Regions from separate parts of the Homo sapiens genome. Here region 2 is linked to region 1. A link is a loop called in an ENCODE intact Hi-C map of the cell type or tissue named here. Cell type or tissue: PC-3. All regions are shown on one strand.

Region 1 (8,000 bases):
CAGAAATTCTGAAAGTATTTTTGAAGAATCAGTGTTTTATTAAACTCTCCAAACAATTCTGTTGCATAGCAAACTTTGGGAACAATTGTATAGATGATGGAGTGTAGGTGATGGGGGATGCAGGTGAGCTTAACATCTACTATTTTCTTGGGGAGATGGAAATTAGAGCCAGATTAATATTGTGCAGAGGATTAATAAGAAGTGGTAAAATAGATGTCAGGAATAAAGAAAATTTAAACAATTTTGGCTTGAAAGGAGACGAGATCATTATGATAGCAACAGGAAGATATATGGTCAAAGGCTGGTTGGTTGCTTAGTTGATTGGTGATGGTTGTTGATGTTTTAATATTAAAGATATTTAAGAATAGTTAAAAGGCAACAAAAAAGAATCTAGCCTGAGGAACAAGTTTGAATATAAAATAAAATAAAAAAAATGTATTATAAATTCAAAAATTTCTTGAGAAGATTGAAAATAATAAAGTCCGAAGCAAGTATTTTGAAATTTAGCATTAAATTTTTAGTTGCTGTAGTGTAGATTTGGTAAACATTTTCTGTAAAGGACTAGTGTAAATATTTTTGGCTTCTAGGAACACACAGTCTCTGTTAAAACTACTCAACTTTGCCATTTAAGTGGGAAAGCAGACATTAACAACAGGTAAGAGAATGGACATTATTGTGTTCCAGTATAATTCTATTTGCCAAAACAAGCAGACAGCCATATTTGGCCCATATAATACAGTTTGCCAACTCTTCCTTTAAAGAATCAACAACAAAGAAACAGAGGCTGTTGTAGCTACAGCTGCAGATAGGCTTTTGTGTTTGTATATTTGTGGAATGAAGATGGAGGGGGTTGGCTTTTTCTGGTTGTTTCTACAATATCTATAACTTAGGAGAGATAATAATGTGTTGAGCTTGTGAATTTAGGAGGAATGATTACATGACAACAGAGCATTTTTAAAAGGTAATTTCAAAGTATGAGTTGATTTGGGAAAATTAACAGAATTCCTCAGGTGTTGGGGGTCATTTGAATTTTATGATGAACTTTGCTTGTTCTGATGAAACTTTCTCCAACAACTCTCACATGGAGAAAAGAGAAAGTTGAGTTTAGCCAGAGTGAGGATATTGCCAGTCCAATAAAAAAAAAAAAAGTTAAAGGTATAAGGGAGTTGGCAGTATTTTAAGTATTGTTGTTGAGCTCATAATCTGTGAAATCTAATCAAGAAATGAAGGATAGAAAATACTGCTGAATTAGCTGAATTAGGCAGTTTATTCTATTATAAACCTACATGCACTTGCATGTTCATTGTAGCACTATTCACAGCAGCAAAGACATTGAATGATAGACTGAATAAAGGAAATGTGGTATATATATACCATGGAATCCTATGCAGCCATAAAAAAGAATGAGATCATGTCCTTTGCAGCAGGGACATGGATGGAACTGGAAGCCATTATCCTCAGCAAACAAACACAGAAACAGAAAACCAAATACCACATATTCTCACTTATGAGTGGGAGCTGAACAATGAGAACACATGGACACAGGGAGGGGAGAAACATACATTGAGGCCTGTCGAGGCTAGTAGGAAAAAGACTGAATTCATGAAGTATTTGCCATTAGTGAAGTACAAGTGGTACAAGATTATGTTGAACTAAGAAAAATATCACAAAAGTTGCAATAGAGAAAAGAAGAGAGAAAATTGAAAAATCACACATTAGACTTAACACAAAAGAATCTGATCCGTATCAGTGATTTATCTTTAATTGGGTAACATAAGCCATCATATTAACTTTATTATTCTAATTTAAAATTTGTTTTTGTAGTTTTGTTTGTATTAAGTTGATCACGTATGTTAATATCACAGTGTTATGATGTGGCTAAAAAATTGTTACTATTGTCTTGCTTACACATATCTCACTGGTATAATTAAAATAATTTCATCAGAGAAGAAGTTTCAAATTTAAATAATGGTATTACGGTTGATATAAACATTTTAGATAATATAACTAAATAATAGTTCAGATGATAATTATGGGCCATATAGTGAAGATGAACATCTGTATGTGAATTAGAAAATAAACTCTAAAATAATTTAGGCAAGCTTTGGCTGCTGTGTTCCACCATTCTTGGATATATTCAAATCCCTCTGGAGTCCAAAAGCCCTAATTAAAGCTATGATTAACTAGTTACATTTTCATAACTGAGGTCTAATTATAAGTTCAGACATTTCCCTGCCTAACAAAGAAAAAGCCATTGCTGCTGACAGCTGCACAAGCTATAAACACTGAGAAATAAGTAAGGGAATTTGAAACAGCTCTGTGACATTGTCAGGGTAAAACCCTGCCGTTTCTTTTACTAGAGGTGAGAGAAGATGTATCACTAGGCACATGACAAGACACATCTTTATATGAGGATCAACCAGTCCTCATAGTTTGTAAACTTGTAACTGACAATTTACAAAAAAAAAAAAAAAGACTACAAACTATTGAAGTTTTAAATAAAAATAGAAATATTGCAATCACACAACATTCACAAAACTTTTCTGGGAAAACAATGTATTCATAGTGTTCTTGATTCCTTTATGTAATATTCTTTTGGGTTGCAAAGACAGTTAGCTTCAAGAACAGAATTTAGAGGTATCCCTGTGGCAGTATGATAAATTAAAAATATTTTATAATGTTAAACATCAGCATTTAAATTTCCAAATTTTGATGGAAAGAGCACAACAGACTGAAATTGATCTCTCCATCTCATACATAAGTTGAAATTCTGATCCCAATCTGATGGTGTTTGAAGTCCTGGTCTTTGGGTGGTAATGAGGTCACAGGGTGACCCTCGTGAATTGCATTAACGCTCTTATAAGAAATGGCTGAAGAGCTAGCTAGCTCTTTTTCCTCCATGTGAAGGTACAGGATAAGTAGACTGTCTGCAACATGGAAGAGGGTCCTCACCAGAACTTAACCACACTCATACCCATATCTTGGACTTCTAACCTTCAGAATGGTAAGAAGTAAGTTTTTGGTTTTTGTAAGCAACACAGTCTATGGTAATTTGTTTATAACAGCCATGCTCACTAAGACAGAAGTTGGTACCAATAAGTTGGGTGGTTCTGGAAAAAATATCTGAAATTGTGGAAGAGCTTTGGAACTGAGTCATGGGTAGAAGCTGGAAGAATTTTGAAGTGCATGCTAGAAAAACCTAAGATTGTCACTGAAGGGAATTAAGTGGATCTGGTAAAGACTCAAAAGGAAAAGATGGGAGCTTTAAGGAAAGCTTTATTCATCTTAAAGCATACATGAATACTTACGTACAGAATGTTGCTAGAAATATGGAAAATAAGTTCTTTTTTTTTTTCTTGGCAGAATCTCGCTCTGTTGCCCAGGCTGGAGTGCAATGGCACAATCTCGGCTCACTGCAACCTCCGCCTCCCAAGTTCAAGCAATTATCTGCCTCAGCCTCCCGAATAGCTGGGATTACAGTCGCCTGCCACTACGCAAGGTTAATTTTTGTATTTTTAGTAGAGATGAGGTTTCACCATCTTGGCCAGGCTGGTCTTGAACTCCTGACCTCGTGATCCACCCGCCTCAGCCTCCCAAAGTGCTGGGATTACAGGCGTGAGCCACCATGTCCTGGCTCCTTCTTCTTTATTTCTCCATTTTGGAATGGCAATGTCTATCTTATTTCTGTCACACCATTTTTTTTTAGAAGCGCATAACTTGTTTAATGTGATGGTTAGTTTTAGGTATCAACTTGACCGAATTAAGAAATAGCTAGAGAGCTAGTAAAGCATGATATCTGGGTGTGTCTGTGTGTGGCAGTGTTTGCAGAGGAGACAGGTGAATGAGTCAGTGGAATGGGTGGGGAAGATCTGTCCTTAATATGGGCAGGCATCATCCAACTGGCTGTGGGCCCAGACAGAACAAAAAGTCAAATGAAAGGCAATTTATTTTTCTCTGTCTTGGAACTGGGACACCAGTCTTCTCCTATCTTTGAACATTAGAATTGCAGGCTCTTTTGCTTTTCAACCCCAGGACTTATACCAGTAACCTCCTGGGGTTCTCAGGCCTTCAGCCTTGGCCTGAGAGTTACACCATCACTGCCCTGGTTCTGAGGCTTTTGGCCTTGACTGAGTCATGCTACTGGCATTTTAGGGTCTGCAACTTGCAGACGGCAAGCTGTTATAAGACCTTTTCAGAATCACATGGGCCAATTCCTCTAATAAATTTCTTCTCATATTTTTTCTTCCTTCCTTCATTCCTTCCTTCCTCTCTCTCCCTCTTTCTTTTTCTTTTCTTTTCTTTCCTTCCCTTCCTCCCTTCCTCCCTCCCTCCCTCCCTCCCTCCCTCCCTCCCTCCCTGCCTGCCTTCCTTTCTTCCTTCCTTCCTTTCTCTTTCTTTCTTTCTTTCTGTTTCTTTCGGTGTTTCTTTCTTTCCTTCCTTCCTTCCTTCCTTCCTTCCTTCCTTCCTTCCTTCCTTCCTTCCTTCCTTCCTTTCTTTCCTTCCTTCCTTCTTTCTTTCTCTTCTTTCTTTCTTTTCTCTCTCTCTTTTCTTTTCTTTTTCTATCAATTTACCTGTCCATCTATCTATCTTATTAGCTTTATCTCTCTGAAGAGCCCTAAAAAATACATGAGAGTTTACAGTTTCACAGCTAGATAAGAATTTTGTCTGAGGAACATTTGTACCTCAAATCCTAATCATATTGAATTCAGACAAGACTTTGGACTTTTAACTTTACAGTTGATGTTGGAGTGAGTTAATTTTGGGCCTATTGAGATGAAATGAATGCATTTGCATGTAGAAAGCACATGAATTCTGGGAAGCCAGAAGTGGAATGCAATGAACTGAATGTTTGTGTTCTCCCAAAATGCATATGTAGAAAATTTAATCTCAATGTGATGGTATTTGGGAGTAGGGATTTTGGAAGGTAATTAGGTCACGAAAGTAAAACCCTCGGGAATAAGATTTGTGACCTTAGAAGAGGCCAGTTAGCTTCCTCGCTTTTTAACTTGTGAGGACACAGGAAGAAGATGGTCCTTCAAAACTAGAAAGAAGTTCCTCATCAAAATCCCAACCATGCTGGAACCCTGATCTCAGACTTCCAGCATCCAAAATTGTAAAAATTAAAAATGTTTGTTGTTTAAGTTATCTGGTCTATAGCAATTTGTCATAGCAACCTGGACTAAGACAAACACGCATGGTGAAGTTTAATAAAATAATGAAAGTACATATTGTACTTGACTATTTCATTTTCATATTAAAATCTTTTTACTAAAAAACTGAAATTTTCTTTACAAAAACCAGGAGTCCTAAGATTGATATAATTTTATTTTAATTAGTGCATTTGCTAATTTCACCTTTTATAAATAAACTCATACTTTGGAGAGTTTTCCATTATGAGGTTTTATTTATACATTTATTCGACAAATATATGTGGAATTTGTTCAACAGCTAATATTAATCAGATGTTACCTTAGTCTGTTTGATCAAAGTGAATGCAATAGACACAGCCTTATTCAACTTTCAATCCAGAGGGATAGTTAGCCAGTAAAAAAATGTAATAAAAAAGATATCCTTTATTTCACTCATACTAAAATACACATAATTTTAATGTACGTTTTAACATCTCTGAACTTAGTATTCATTGCCTGATTAATAGAATATTCCTGTTGCTGTGGTCCAGAATGCAGTCTTTTAGTAAAAGTTATTATCTACCTATATATATATTGGTTTAGGCTGTTTATATATCATCAAAGCAGTGGAATTAGGTATTATTTTATTTGAAAAATGCCCCAAATATTAGGAAAAGTAATTCACAGATATAACAGTGCCTTTCAATAAAATAAAAATAAAATACAATAAAGGAAAGGGAATTTCCCTTCAACTTACAAATGAAAGAAAGAGCTGCCTACTGGGCAAAGGATAAGGGAAATGATTGAACCAGCTGAAATTTATAAGAAGTGGATGTGATAAGGCAGCCCTGCTTGGTATAGACAGAGGTGTCAACAATTAAAGAACACACTCATGAAAAAGTGTCTGCTTGTTACTCCTAGTGTAGTATCTGGAAAGCTACATCCATTGGTATTTCAGCACACAGGATATTTCAGAACTATTTGAAGAAGAAGTAAGAGTGCAGAATCTCGATGACTCCTGCTAAGATTCAGAACATGCTGACTTCAAAATTTGCAAAATATGTGCCAACAGCTGACTTAAAAATTGGGAAACATAGGCAAAGCAATATTTGAATAAATTATTTCTTTCTTTCCTGCATTTGCCAATCCCTTAACAGTGGGAAGGACATTGTTGCATGAAAAACATGAACAGCAATATCTGCATCAAAATACAACTTAGGAAAGTTGAACTTCGAATTCAAGGTTTAGGTTAAAGTTAAGGTTAAACTTCACCATTTATTTTACATATAGTTACATTTTTACATGGATAAGATAATAATTGTTGAATAAGATTCAAAGTATCCTTTTCTAAAGTCTAAAAAATTATGGGTGATACAAAAGCAATATATCATTATGTAGCAAAGTTGCTGTTTTCCCAGCACCATATGCAATAACTCTGGGCCACCAATGAGATACCAGCTTAATGAAATATACGGTAATTTAAATATCTGCTTGAAGAAAACTGGGTAAGGGATAATACTCTAAGATGGAGAATGCTTTGCAAAGAATTATCAGGCGAGTTTTTTGATAAAGTGACATTTATTTTAAGAACTGAAGAATAAGAAGAGTTTGCTTTGAAATTATAGATTTGTCATAGAATTTGCCCAAATGTAGTCAATTCTGAGGAAAAAGGAGACACTCTTTAAAATGTTGGGTCTTACCCAGAAAACCAATGAGCATGATCATGCTAAACAAAATAGAAGTGAAGACTGTGGAAGGCAGAGGAAAATCTGCAATAATGGAGAAAAAGTTTGGCATGTAAGTGTAACCCAAGACCATTTTCCTAGACTCTAATAGAAATGGAGAGAGTGCTATTGAGATGAAGTACAAATGACAAATGGGACAAGAGAAAGCATTGACCTTACTAGCCTAATGTAAAGAGCCAATGCTTTATTCCAAGTGCAGTATAAAAATATTTTAGTTGAAATATTCTAGCTACTTTGTGGAGAATGGATTGGAAGGATCAAGAGAGACATCTAGAGATGAGTTTGGAGGCTATTGCAATAAGCCATAGAAGAGATCAACTAAGGTGAAGACAGTGGAGATCAGAAAAAAGTGGATAGATTATAAATAAAATAATAAAATATAAGAAAGACTGATGCTTGAATATAATGGCTGAGGTAGAAAAAGTAACTGAAAAATTGCTCCAATTTTTCTTGCATGAATATCTGGATGAATTCCAGCACTATTTTCTGATATGTAGTATTTTCAAGGAGAAAAAGATTTGGGGAGAGAAATGACCATTTCTACTTAGTATATGCTTACAATGCATGAAAGACATCTACATGAAGATGTCAAGTATAAATTTAGATATACGAGACTGGTACTCAGAGGAAAAGTTAAGGCTAAAGAGGTAACAGAAGAACGCATCAGCACAATATGTTGGCTAAAGCAACAAACCAACAAACTGTTTATTTTACCTAAGGAGATGGTAGAAAAAGATAAGAAAACAAAGATCTGATGTATGCCAATGAAATAGGGAAATCTGTAAAAAGGTCTGGCAAAGTAAGGTGAACAAAACATATATGTAAAACCACTAAAGATCTTCATTTCAGGGAACCCAAGAAGATTATTGCAAGAGAAAGAAAGAATGGTTGAATTTATCAATTGCTGTTGAATCATTTAATAAGATGAGGTAAGAGGAATTTCCAATCAATTTGACAATAAAATTGATATGGTTTGGTTCTGTGTTCAACTCTCATCTTAAATTGTAAATCCCATGTGTTGAGGGAGGGACCTGATGGGAGGTGATTGGATCATTGGGCCGTTCCCCCATGATGTTCTTCTGATAGTGAGGGAGTTCTCATGAGGTATGGTGGTTTAAAAGTGGCA
Region 2 (8,000 bases), 540 kb after region 1:
GACCCTGTCCAGAAAAAAAAGTGTGTTGGAGAAAGGAATATAATCCTTAGCAGAAAGTTTAACAAACTGTTAATCCTCAAAGCTGATGTGCTTTGAGGATTTGAAATAGTTGATGTACTATTTACACTTATATATTTGTAATTACTGAAGATCTTTCCCCAGCCTGTATTAGATATGTTACACTGCATTTCGATAACCAACTTCTCACACCTCTCACAGCTCTTTCTCAAATACACGTCTGAGTAGCCACATGCAATGGGTTAAAGGCCTAGGTGGGAATGTGGTAGGTAGTAATAAAATTAGGAACAGAGATCTTCTACTTAAGGAAATCAGAAAATTTTGGGACAAAGATATAAGCAAGACTCTCACACCTCTAGCTAAGCCAACTTCTCACACCTCTAGTATTAACTTTGCCATTATATCATTGAAATCTGTAGTGTTTCAGATGTCTACTAGATAGTAAGCAATCAGAACATAGATTATATTTTATTCCTCTGAACTAAAAAATTATACGGGAAATTTCTGCTGGATAGGTGGAATATTAATAAAACCTTGTGGTATAAAAATATTTGGCAATTTGAAGGATAAAATGTCTAGTAAAACTAATGCAAATTAAGCAAGGAGATATATTTGCAAAGTTAAAGAAGTATTTTTTAGAGTATTGCTATGATTTGAATCTTTATGTCCCCTTAAAATTCATGCGTTACAATTCTAATACCCAAGGTTATGGTATCAGGAGATGAGAATTTTGGAAGATGATTAGGTCATGAGAAGAGAATCCTTATGAACGGGGATTAGTGGGCTTATAAAAGACACCCTAGAATAATCCCTCACTCCTTTCCCTATGTAAAGACTCAGAAGACGGCATTATCTGTGCACTAGAAAGTAGGCCCTCACCCGACAGAGAATCTGCTGGTGCCTTAATCTTGGACTTTCCAGTCTCAAAAACTGTGAGAAATACATTTCTGTTGCTTCCATGCCACTCAGTCTATAATGTTTTGTTACAGTAGCCAAAACAGAATGAAACAGGTATGCTGAGCAGAATGGGTTTTATTCAATTTCCAATGAGATACCATTGGGTAATCAGAAGTGTATCATTTTAAGTTTTACATTTTTATTTTATCTTTTAGAGACAGTGTTTTACTTTGTAGCACAGGTTGGAGTTCAGTGACAAAATCCTAGCTCACTGCAGCCTCAAACTCCTGGATTCAAGTGATCCTCCCTCCTCAGCCTCTCTAATAGACAGGACTACAGGAGTGAGCCACCATGCCCAGCTAATTTTTTTTTTAAATTTTGTAGAGACCGGGTCTTGTCCAGTCTTGTATCAAATTCCTGGCCTTAAGCGATGCCTCTGCTTCCGCCTCCCAAGTGTAATAATTATAGGCATGAGCCACTGCTCATGCCTATAATTTTTAAGGAAACATTTTCAGAATTGTATAGAAAATGAAAATGAGTATGTACCAAAATGGAAGTTTAACTCCTCTTAGCATGTTGATATAGTCTCTATTGGAAAGATGCTTTTGGCATGAATTAGCATGATGGCAGAATAGACAAACAGAAAGGGACAAATTAATGCTAAATTTTGATGTCGTAATTGACATAACTAATACATTGAATATAGTTTTAAATAGAAAAGAGAAATCAAGTTAACCATTGTAACTCATTAAGTATTTAAGCAAAACGATAATATTCCTGAAACAGAGACTAGGAAGGTGCAGGTTTGGAAAATTTTTTTTAAAGTTTATATTTTGTTTAAAATGTAAATTCAAGAAAACGGAGTGCCATCAGAAGAGGGTCATCTGTTTATTTGGCAGGACTGGAATAAAACCCTTAAGTTTATTATATTTGAATGTTTGTTTCTTACATTTATAAAACCAAAAATATGATTATTTTAACTCTCAAGATTGAATAAACTTAATAATAGTATCTTTTATAAACCCAATTTAAGATAGAGCAACTTCTGTGCCAGAAAGTTAATTGGGGGAGCGTTGATATTAAATACAACTGCCAACAAGACTAAATACAGACTTCGTCTGGTCAGCATATTTTCTCCCTAGAGAGAAAACTAAATGAGAAGCCAAATTATAATTCACAGATTTTGTGACAAACAAGGAATCAAGGGATAATGAAAATGTAATCAGACCAAAATAGGGATATGAGTGCCTCTTGCGCTTCATAGATTTAGTTCTTGAGTAAATCAAAAGAAAAAAGATGGGTAAGAAGAAAAACCATAAAGTAAGGATGGCTGTTACTAGATTTTTTAAAATTAAGAATATTATATATTGTTATAGTTGTTTTGTCCCTGATAAACCAAAAGAAATGTTATGTTTTCTATCAGCCATTCATCATGTTATGAAACAAAAATTAAAAACAAATTATTGCCTATGTCTTTTATTCGTTATAATAAGCATCAGAGCCTGTTTTACATATCCTGCAATCTAAAAGATGTGTGGGTTTCTTTTCACAGTCACATAACAATTATACTTGATCTGATTGTATGTGAATAATAGAGGCTTCTCTCTTTGAGTAGAAACTGATTAATTTGTTCAAAATACAAGGACAACATTGAACAGTATTTTTGAAAACCTAATCATTGCATAAAATTTCTTTTTAGTAATGAAACCTATTTTTTTCTCAGACAGAATGTTATGTAAACAGAAGCCCAAAAATCCATATGAACATTCAGAAAAAGACTACAGAGAATAAAAATAGTAATTACTGTAATACTAGTTCTAACAGAAGGGGCTCAGATACTTAAAAGCAAAGTGAAGAAGCTATGATAAGAACTTATTTATGCCTGAAATTATAATAGTTACATATATCTCCTCTCCTTTGGTCATTTGCTGTTTTATTTTTTTGTCGTTGTCTTTTCTTCAAAGGGTGTTTATATTATTAGTTTTAGATAAAACAGTGCTCTTGAATAACGTTGGTCCCACATTTATCATACGAATTCATACTGTTTTTCATTACTTGCTAATTATCTCATGTGCATTAGTCAGCCTTCTCTAATTAAATCATAATATTATTGAGAATAGGAAATAAAGCTAGTACTTGTTTTTTAATCACTTCAGTAGCCAGCATCCTAGAATTTCAGTGCAGAAATCCTATAACAGCTTGTTAATCTCTCAGTCAATGTATATTTATGAATAAATATTCTGAGAATATTACTTAATGGGAATATCTGATATTCTGGTTTTATGCTCGTTTGACTCTAATCCCCTTTATAGAGTTACTTTTTGAAAAAAAAGATTGGTCCATACTTTATTATAAAATCTTTCCTAGTTATATTTTAATTTTAGCAATCCTAATTGAAACATAAAAGTTTTACCCATCATAATTACCATGTATATGGTAGGTGATATATTTTAAGGGATATAAGATCCTTTTTTTGTCTTTTAAAAACCCAAAATATGTGTATGTTTTTGTATTGCTGTTCTTATTTATATCTATCCACATCAAAACATAAGATACACATTAGCAATTTAAAATCTAATTAAGATAATATTTTAAAATATCAGATTAGAAAATAAACAACCTTCCCCATCTCACATTAAGACGATTATCTTGTGTTTCACTCATTATGCATGTCATTATGTTTTACCTTATTTAGTTTCAGTCTATGACCAGTGGACTGAACACAAATTTTAACAGTCATTCTTTAAACAATCAAGGTAGATAAGTAACTTTAATTTACAAATGAAGACTGAAATTAGTTTAATAATTTTTCAAAGGAAAAAGTGAGTGGGGAGCGGTGCAACATATTAACTTGGTAAACGCAAAGAATTTGTTTTTATAGGACTCGGAACATTCATCTTCAGCCTTACCCATAAATGACTCATGATTGCTACCTCATGAAAGAAAAAGAAAGTTGGTTTTACGTGCAGCTGCTCCTCCTGCTGCTGAAAGGCTTGGATTGCCAGCCCTAGTGAAGTCCAGGTATGTATTTTTCACTTTGTCACTTCTCTATACAACTTTCAAAGGCATTACAGGAAGTTTTGTCTCTCCACACCCACTATATTGCTATTCTGTAATGCTGTAACAAATTTACCACAAATTTAGCAACTTAAAACAACACTTATTTAATGTCCTACAATTTTGTGTGTCAGAGTTTGGTGTCAGTCATTTGAAGTTCTTATCTGGGGACTCTAGGGAGAATCTACTTCCAGTCTCATTCAGGGTGTTGGCCAAATTCATTTTCATGCAGTTTTAGCACTGGGGTCTATATTTCCTTGCTGACCACTGCAAGAGGATTATTCTTCTAAAGACTGTTTGTATCCTCTGGATAGCTCACATTTAAGACTATCTCGATTGCTCCTTAATTCTCCATATGCTTTTTATATTTCTGGTTGACTCTTCTGTTTTCCTTTTCTGCTTTTACCAGCCCCTGTGATTTCTCTGAGCTCACCTGAATAAGCCAGCATAGTCTGCCTATTTTAATGTTATCTAATTTTAAATGTTAATTTATCTTTTCATCTTCAATGCCCCTTTACAGTAGTGCTTGCAGTAGTGTTTCAATGAATAAACCCTAGTCAAGAATCTTGTGACATCTTTTGAATTAAGCCTACCACACACACACACAAAATTGATATTTAAACCTAAATGTCCTGATATGCCTGCTATTATTTCTTGTTTTAAATATGAGAAATATGCCTCAAAATTTACCTACTTTATATTCTCACCCAATTGATAAATATCTATTTTGAACTAAATAAAGTACTAACCTATTGGAGAATCAAGTCATACAAGTCCATTGGTGGAAATCAAGAAGACTGAACTTATGTACTAGACCCAGCTACTATCAGCTGGATTGAACCCCCCATGTTCTTTTCTTCTGAACTCTGTGTCCCATGACATCACATTAATAGCTGAAAATCAGCCTTGGTAGAAGTAGTTATACCGTGGGGATTAGCAAACTGTACTGCAAGTTGCAATAGATTATGCTATGATGGAGATTTGTGAAGGTAAAGGGATAACCTAACTCGGGTCGAGGAAAAGGTAGAGGCCAGATAATATTTCTTTGTGAAAGCAACACAATAGACATCTTGAAGTCTCAAGCGTTTTTTAGTACTTTGGAACATTAAATGTTTCCATTTGGTGATTATATCAGACAGACCAGAAATGCATGTCTTAACTTGCACACGTTGGCTTCAGTGAGCTTGAGCAATTGAGTTAATCTATTTAGGCTTCAGTGTCCAAAACTGTGGGGCTTGTTTGTTTGTTTATTTTAACATTCAATAAATACATACCAACCACTTCCATGTATCACGTGATATGCTAGACCTGAGAATAATGTGGTAAGAAATAAATATTTTTATTAAACCAAAATGTGCTTAATATACATTCTACAGATTTGAAACTTAATAAGCAAACGTAAGTTAGTGATAATGATTTTGTGTTTCAGGACCTTTTTAACAATTTAAAGAAGCTTAAGAAAACTTTCTTGAGAACACTTATATGAAGATATGTAACAATTTATATAGAGTTTTAAGAAATTAATCAGGCATTTTATGCCCATTCATTGACTTTCTTTGTATCCATGCAACTCTGTTAAAATTTTAGAATTTTAGGAGAAAGTGGAAATAAGTAGCTCTTTATTTTCAAAGACATAGTAGAAAAAAACACTAAGGAATATAGTCACAACACAATGTGGTTTGATGTGACTGAGCAATAGGCTATAAATATAGAACAAATACAATATAAGCAACAATAGGTGAATCAAATTAAGACCATGGATGGCATTGTGTATTTATGTAGAGAATTTAGTGTTTTAAGTTCACTTTTGGGTTTGGATTTTATAAATTGTTTTCTGTCTTCTGTGTAGCATTATAAGAGAGATTTTCCTTTCATTTTGGAGGAAATCTGTTTTAAGAAGGCTTGGGAAATGGTATAAGAGTCTCTAAGCCTTTGGGGGAAAGGTTCCCTTTTTTCCATTACAGTTATTTCCTTTGGGTTGATATTTCCCTACTTCTTCATTCTACACAAGCAATAAGTTCTAAAGAGAGCTTCATGTAACATTAGAACTATTTTAACTGAGAATCTTCAAAATATTTAAGCAAAGCATTTTAACTGGCTTGCAGCTTCCTAACTCTTAAATAATTTTTTCATAAAACAGCCAGAGGTTTCATTGCTTTTAATGAGCATGAGGCAGAAAAACTTAAACTTCATTTTGGAATTGTGTTTGAAACTCTAAATGGAAATGCGGAATAGATTAACTTTTTTTAATGATAAAAGCAAAACCAAGAATTTATCCTTAGGCAAATTAATAGCCAAATAAATTTCTTATTTTCAGTTTCTACAGGACAATTATTTTTAAAACCTAATATTGTTCCATTAAAGTGGGCAAAGTTAATATTCTCCAAGTAGATCTAATATTCAAAAAAAAAGTCCATTTCAAAAGTACATTTTGATTTGCATTTTGATTTTAAGTAACAATGAGTTTGTTTTCAAATAAAAACCAAAGTAACTCTAATATAATAACATATATTTTTCATTCATTTATATGTTTGCTCTCCATCTCTACTTTGATAAATATGCTAGTCTTATGAGCACATAGCCATTATTTTTTCATTTGTATATTAGTTTATAGCTTTAATCATTATCTCATGGCAATAAACATTTAAAACAAATTACTATTATGAATGTGAAAATTTTAAATAAATAAACTGAGAAAATCTTAAAATTTGACTTTCTGTGAATAAAAATAAACATTGTGAGGCTCTTCACTGTAGTCTCATGGCATATTTAAAAGAAAATGTTTTATGGCATTTAAGCTATTTTCATTCCAAATTCCTACTCACATTATTATAAAAATTCCATTTATATATTTGAATGATGTAATAGAGAAGATAAAGCATAATCTTTGTTTTAAAATAATGATTAAAACCTGAGTAAGTATTTGGTATGGTTTAGATATTTAACCCCTCAACACCTCATGTTGGGTTTTGATCCCCAGTGTTGGAGATGGGACCTAATGTTTGGATCATGGGAGCAGGTCCCTTATGAAGGCTTGGTGCTGATCTCAAGATAATGAGTGAGTTCTTGCTCTATTAGTTCCCATGAGAGCTGATTGTTAAAACGAGCCTGGCACATTCCTTCTCTTTCTCTTGCTATCTTCCTCTCACCATGTGATCGCTGCACACACCTACTCCCCTTCACCTTCTGCCATCAGCAGAAGCAGCCTGAGTACCTCACCAGAAGCAGATGCTGATGCCATGCTTTTCATACAGCCTGCAGAACTGCAAGTCAAATAAATCTCTTTTCTTTATAAATTACCCAGTCTCAGGTGTTCCTTTATAGCAAAACAAGTGGACTAAGTCAGTATCATATATATGTATAACACACACACACACATATTTTGCTATTATATATAATATATAATGTTTCTATTTTTATATGTAATAACAAAAGTATACAGAATATATCATTTTAAAAATCGAAGTATGATTAACAAGTTCTTTCAATATACATTTTTCAAATTAGGGGTGGAGAGCCACTATATTATTGAGTGCTGAAGAGGTTGGGATAAACAAGCTAAAACCAAGCCATCCTAATGGCCATATAAACTTCACACACCTTTTTGAAGAGTTACAACCTTAGATTCAATATTGTTATGAGAAATTAAAATTAAAGTCTAATCCCGTTTATATAATTCAAAGACACTGAAAAATCCATGCAGCTTTGAGATGATGCTATAATAGGATGGGACTCTTGAACGCCTTGGGAGGTGGATGTATTTTGTCAATGGGAAAGGCATGAAGCACAGGGGTCAAGCTTGCTGAGGATGCTTTGTTGAAATTTCTTGAGTACATTCCCTCCATCTTTAGATCTGTGAAATTATAAAGTCAAATTTACTGCCTCTATCCTACATACGACGTAGAAGGAAATGCATACCTGTTACAGAAATGTTTGTTCAAAAATGGGGAAATGGAAACCAGAAAGGGGTCACTGGAAATTCTGAAATCTAACTCAGAAAATATTGTGCATTCCTTGATTAAATCGCA

The links. A loop is a pair of places that touch in the nucleus more often than their neighbours do. Peaks named below come from ENCODE experiments on the same cell type or tissue, not always from the same donor. Only the 100,000 strongest peaks of a DNase experiment are listed, where the experiment ranks them.
Region 2: it touches region 1 in a loop (5-fold over the local background); 2 of 110 quality-filtered maps call a loop at or near these places.

The regions. Positions count from the first base shown.
Region 1 is chr5:19,311,018-19,319,017 of GRCh38, reverse strand. No RefSeq gene overlaps it. Among named protein-coding and RNA genes, the nearest start is that of LINC02100, 570 kb to the right of the region's middle. In PC-3, a CTCF peak has its summit at 3,978; a DNase peak (open chromatin) is centred at 3,877; H3K27ac peaks cover 1,872 bases.
Region 2 is chr5:18,768,550-18,776,549 of GRCh38, reverse strand. No RefSeq gene overlaps it. Among named protein-coding and RNA genes, the nearest start is that of LINC02100, 26 kb to the right of the region's middle. In PC-3, a CTCF peak has its summit at 3,904; a DNase peak (open chromatin) is centred at 3,869; H3K4me3 peaks cover 278 bases.